Linked DNA regions of Mus musculus: region 2 is linked to region 1. A link is a loop called in an ENCODE intact Hi-C map of the cell type or tissue named here. Cell type or tissue: heart. All regions are shown on one strand. Each heading gives the region's core, and the rest is flanking DNA. Links, peaks and the distances in the headings are about the cores only.

Region 1 (2,909 bases), core at 309-2,808:
ATTCTAAAGCATGTTGTAGCCACAGAGGAAAATAACTAGAGGGATCGCTCCTTGCCTTCCTGGGCACCCCGAGTTGGAGACAAAGACAAGGAAGATAAAAGCAGAGGACCCCATGAGCTCCCAAGTGGGGATCTAAGTTGGAGTGGGGAGGCATTTTCAGGGATGAAGGCTCCCTGTTGCAGCATGAATTCCCCCTTCAGGATCAATGGGTGCTATGAAGCACTCTCAGGGGGTGCCACCACGGAAGGCTTTGAAGACTTCACAGGAGGCATTGCTGAGTGGTATGAGCTGAGGAAGCCTCCTCCCAACTTGTTCAAGATCATCCAGAAGGCTTTGGAGAAAGGTTCTCTGCTTGGCTGCTCTATCGATGTAAGTCTCCATCACCCTCCGCAAGCACTCAAGTCCGCCGCCACCCAGAAGCTCCTTAAGGCATGGGTGCATCCCTTGCCCAGGGTCACCAGGCAATAGTCCTCTAGGGGCGCCATTGATACAGTAACAGTGCCACCAGACCTTCATCCCCATCCCACTTTCCATTCTAACTGTGTTGTATCACTCCACTCACAGACCGCAGGTCACAAAAAGCCCCCCACCCCCCTTCTGCTGGTCTTGACACCTTGTCCGGCACCTGCAGGGTTGTTTGAGCAGCCCTGCAACCTCTCCTCACTCTGTCCCAGTGCTGGTGGGTCCTGGAGAAGACGCCAGGGAGTACCAGAAGGATCTGCTTCTTCAAAATAGCTTTGCAGGCAAACAAACCTCACCAGGGAGATGGAAAGTGAGGCTGGTCCAGGCCCCAGGAGTTTCCCCAAGCTGTGCCCAAAGGATGGGAAAGGAGGGCCTTTAAGGAGTTGGCAACCCAATACATGGATTCTGAAGTTAAAAAGTCGCTGTCAGTGCAACTTAGTTGGGCGGAGTAGGGGTTGCAGAATCACAGCATCTTGGCTACAGTTGCCACTTGGGTGTCTGTCATTAGGCCTCCCACAGACCCTTGTCTAGAAGGTGACTCATCTGGGGGGAGGGGGGGCATGCGCCAACTTGCTCCCTGGTGATCAGCAACTAAAAGTTGCTCCTCCAGGTGGCAGGATGGATGCGCAGAGTTTTCCAGACTAGGCCCGGGTGCCATGTGCATCTTTCTGGGCCATTTGTATCCGGGATGGAGCAGCTGCCACCTACTGTCCTTGTGTTTGCAGATCACCAGCGCTGCAGATTCTGAGGCCGTTACGTACCAGAAGTTGGTGAAAGGACATGCGTACTCTGTCACCGGAGCCGAGGAGGTACGCCCCCTGCTAGCACGTGGCTGTCCGGGGTGGGGCCTCCAGGGCGGCAGCTGCCTGGCGCGCGCTGCCCTCTGCTGGTCACCGAGGCAGCTGCAGGCGTTCTTTTACTCTCTGGATCAGCTTTAAAAACAAAACCCAAACTCAGAACTTCCTATTTTACACTCTTAAATTATTGTTCGTGGGGCGTGGTGGCTCACACCTGAAATCCTAGCCTCTGTTTCTCAAGGGCTAGGATTTTCTAAAAATATTATTTTTTAAATGTGTATTTTAACTTGGCTAACTTTTACTGCACATGCTGTCTCCATATAAATGGCTGGGTTTTTTTCCCCCAGCCATTTACAAGTAAGCTGCAGGTATGGTGGGCCTGTCATCCCAGCCTTCGGAGCCTAGACAGGAGGGTAACCCAATGAAACCTTGTCAAAACAACAAACAACAACAACAACCCAAACAGCATCTTCCTTTTCACCCAACATCATAAGCAACGGAGAACGCATCTCTGAGAGCCTGTGACAGAAGTACCACCAGTTACAGTTAGTTAACGGATGTTTAGCTCTAACACCCCAACCACAGACACCAGGCCAGCTAGCCAGGCTGTTGGTGTCTCCCGCTGCTAACAAAGATTAAAGGCCCAGTCTTTAGAGCCAGCTCCTGAGAGCTTTAATTCTTATTTCATTGGCTTCCCCGGAACTTGGGGAGCGAGCTCCTGGGTACTTGGAGTTTAGTTATGATTTTCCAAAGCTGCCCAGCAGTGATCTGAGGGTTAAGTCCCTTCCAGCTTCCATGATCCTCCTCCACCCACTTGTCTGAAGTGGGGGTGTCCAAGCCCCTCCAAGCCTGCATGTCCCTTAGTCCCTCTCTCCTTTCTTTCATTGGATCCTTCAGGTTGAAAGTTCAGGAAGCCTGCAGAAATTGATCCGCATCAGGAATCCCTGGGGACAAGTAGAGTGGACCGGGAAGTGGAATGACAAGTGAGAAGGGAACAGGGTGGGTGGGCCCCTGGAGCGCGCATTCTACAGGGAGGGCCGAGGAGTGGGGCCAGAGAGCACACACCCTACACGGAGGGCTGAGGAGGGCTAGCTGAAGCTCTGAGAGGTGGCACTGTGGGCAGTGCCAAGAAATGAGGTCCTGAGGTCACTCCTCACACCGCGTGGGCCCCAGGCCTGCGACTCGCTAAGGGGTTTTGCAAACAGGTCACCACTCAGCACTGGGGAGCCATGGCCTGGCCCAGGCCTCCAGCGGGGCACATTCTTTCCTACCTCATGGTCCGGTCCGTGGTCCCTCCTTCCTTTTCCAGCTCACGTTCACTCTGCTATTGGGCCCTCTGGGGTAAAACACACCCCACAGGCTAGTGAGATGGCCCAGTAGGTAACGATGCTTGGCGCCAAGCCTGATGCCTGGGACCTACATGGAGGAAAGAACCTGCTAACCACAAGTGGTCCTCTAACCTTCAAAAAAGCACTGTGGCAGAGCACACCATCACCCTGCTGGAATATTCGAGGGGGCACACACTCGCGCGTGCGCTCACACACACACAAATAAGTGTAAACAAAAAATAAAGGAAGAAAAGGCCCCGTCATCCTAATAAATCAAGGCCATGAACTGTGTGCCAAGAGCGGGGATGAGCCTGTTGATCCC
Region 2 (2,909 bases), core at 98-2,597, 110 kb after region 1:
ACTTAGCATGTCATAAAAGCTGCTAAAAGCCAGGCAGTGGTGGCGCACGCCTTCAATCCCAGCACTTTGGAGGCAGAGGCAGGCAGATTTCTGAGTTCAAGACCAGCCTGGTCTACAGAGTGAGTTCCAGGACAGCCAGGGCTACACAGAGAAACCCTGTTGGGGGTCGGGGGAAGCTGCTAAAAGCTGGTGCTCTGATTGGTACCCAGTGTGAGCCAGCTTTCTGTCACTCTAAGCTGCAGTAAATACCTAGGTAGCCAAAGAAAAGAGAGAAGGGAAATCTGGCCCTCAAGCGTGGAGGCTTCCGTTACTGGTGGGCTGTGCTGCCTTTGGACTAGCAGAGACATAAGTACGTGATAGTGGGCAAACTGTGGTAGAGAAAGCAACTCTCCTCATAGCCAGAATGCAGGAGAGAGGAAGAGAAAGAGGCTGCAGGTTCACAGTCCCTTAGAAGATGTGCCGCTTCCTCCTCCATAATCGATATCCTGCCTCTGTGCAGGTTTGTACTTCTACAGAAATACATTAAAATATAATCTGAAAATACAAGCTGCCCTCCTGGGAGGAACAAGTTCACATACGGAATCATTTTACAGGAAAAAGCAAGCAGGAGGGAAGAAATAGAAGACTTCATTGCGGGGTGGAGATCAGCAAAACATAGGGCTGCAGACATAAGGAAAGGGTCAGAGTGATGCTCGATAGTCTGCATGCTAAGCAAAAGAGAATCAATTTAAAACAAAAAGAAAAAGTGTTGGCTTGAGGAACACTTTCCGGGGCAGGAGATCCCACGCCGACAGCTGCAGGGAGATCCCACACCGACGGCGTCTTTGTTACTACATTTTACTGTGGGAGCAGGGGCCATGGCTCAGGTGTGGTCAGAGGACAACTTGCAGGAGTCTGTTCTCCCTATCCATCTTGTGGCTCCTGGGAAATGAACTCAGGTCATCAGGCTTGGTGGTGATGCCTTTGCCAGCTAAGCTAGCCAGCCAGCCCCCAACAGCTCCCTCAATCGAGGTTTAGAGCTTCCAGGCAAAGGTGCTGATCAAAAAGCATTTTGATAACAGGCATGTAAGACAGGAACTATGAAATCATTCTTTGACCCTCTAATTTTCCTTTGAAATACAATGTTCTTATTGGTGCTCTTTACAGACCCAGCATAACATGAAGTACATTGAAACATTATTTTCTAAAATAAAGCTGTACTGACTGTGGTAATTCTAACATGAGGTGTAACATTCTATTTCAACCAGAACATTAAGTATTAGACGTATCGCAGCTTTATAATCTACTCAAGAGAGCTTATTGAAGGCAGAAAATGAACCTGAGCAGTAGCGCTTATATTCAGCCCTCATTAGGTTTGTGCAAACGGTTGTTTAAATTCCCAACGGGAAGTCTGTCCATCTGGCAGGCATGATAGCGTAGCGAGGAGGACCAGATGGGCTCTGAAATGGGTCGTTCCTGGCAGAGTGAAGAATACTTACGGTAGGATTGATTTTTGATGCACCACCTGAGGTGCCCAGGACAGACCATCCAAGTCCCCAATGGACTTGTCCCCCTGTGCAAAACTTAAAAGCATTAAAGGCCACCTAGTGGCTAAATGGGAAAACGACATGTCAGATGATTCTGTGGCTTCGTGTATGGACTATAAACAGGCTCTTTAATTTGGTCAGCTCCTCTTGCACACAAAAGCATCTTAAGTGGCCCTGGGTTGGCCATAAATATCTCCTACAAACTCTGTTACTTCCCCATCATCATTGCCAGGGTCCTCGGTCAGGCTGTCTTTCGCCATCAATATAATTTCTCTCTATAGCTCCCTGAAAATGTTATGTGCAGAATATGGCATTACTGTATGTGAGTAAATGATCAATATTTGTCGCTTAGAGAGAGGATAGGGGAGCGTTCTCTGGGTACAATGCTTTCTTCACAGCATGAAGACCTGAGTTCAAAACCGAAGCTGACTGTGGTGGTGTGTGCCTGAAATCCCAGCATCAGGAGACAGAGACAGGAAGAATCTTGGCGCTCTTTGTCGTCAGCCAGTCTAGCCAATCGGTGAGCTCCTGTCCACTGAAGGGCATGTCTCAGAAAATAGTATACAATGATAGAAGAGGATGCTCTTTGGCCGTGGCCTCCACAGATGCACTCATGGACATGCACACCTATACACGCTCACATGTGCATGCACACACATCTCTATTTCACACCAAACAGCTTTGGTCATTAGTGAGAATCATCCCCTCGCTCCAGTACCTTCTCAAATTCTTTTGCAAAAATACAGCAATATGCTACACTATTAAACAGTGGCAATGAGCTGTTCAGCACAAAGGCAAATGCGCAGTACGTTTCATTGGCGAGAAGTTCATTCCAGAACACCGCTCACCCGCGAGTCTTCTTGATTAGCCTTCGGAATGGTTTGGATGATTAAATAGCAGCATTTAAATTCAGATATATTTTTTCCCCACAGAATTGTAATTGGGGTCTCCCATGGAGAGACCTATCAGACCTATCAGACTTCCATGTGACAAGTCCCAGTGTGACATTAACAAGACATTCAAAAGAGTAGGGAAGTCTCTCTGAGAAAGAACTTCTGGGTGACAATGCCGCTCACCCTTGCCTGATTTTGCTTTCGATTCTGACTCCCCTTTCCGCTGACTCGGAGGACCATCCTTCAGCTATCTGTCATTAAAATAAGCAGTTTGTAGCAAGAGTTCAGAGATGTGGTTTTCTTCTTTTGCCATTCATTTAGACCAGCATGTCTGTGTAAAGTAACATCGAAAGTAACAGTTTGTCCAGATAGATTGTAGGATGCAAACTGGGGAATGGTTTCCAGGAAGGTCCAATGTTTGGGTCGATCTACAACCTTGGAAAGTCCCGGGATGGAACTCACCTTCTCCCTCTCTGTGCTCCATAGTATC

Evidence for each region. Peaks named below come from ENCODE experiments on the same cell type or tissue, not always from the same donor. Only the 100,000 strongest peaks of a DNase experiment are listed, where the experiment ranks them.
Region 2: it touches region 1 in a loop (7-fold over the local background); 8 of 42 quality-filtered maps call a loop at or near these places.

The regions. Positions count from the first base shown.
Region 1 is chr1:182,488,327-182,491,235 of GRCm38, reverse strand. It overlaps Capn2 (calpain 2), which reads left to right. Exons shown (of 21, transcript NM_009794.4): 5 at 201-369; 6 at 1,188-1,271; 7 at 2,157-2,242. LOC108167751 (a long non-coding RNA gene) reads right to left here. Exons shown (of 2, transcript XR_003948412.1): 1 at 2,531-2,909; 2 at 1-1,394. Among named protein-coding and RNA genes, the nearest start is that of Capn2, 28 kb to the left of the region's middle. In heart, for the core only: CTCF peaks have their summits at 451, 1,102 (motif pointing right) and 1,332 (motif pointing left); a DNase peak (open chromatin) is centred at 1,235; H3K4me3 peaks cover 652 bases; H3K27ac peaks cover 640 bases.
Region 2 is chr1:182,375,046-182,377,954 of GRCm38, reverse strand. No RefSeq gene overlaps it. Among named protein-coding and RNA genes, the nearest start is that of Trp53bp2, 33 kb to the left of the region's middle. In heart, for the core only: a CTCF peak has its summit at 1,588 (motif pointing left); no DNase peak of the experiment used is centred there.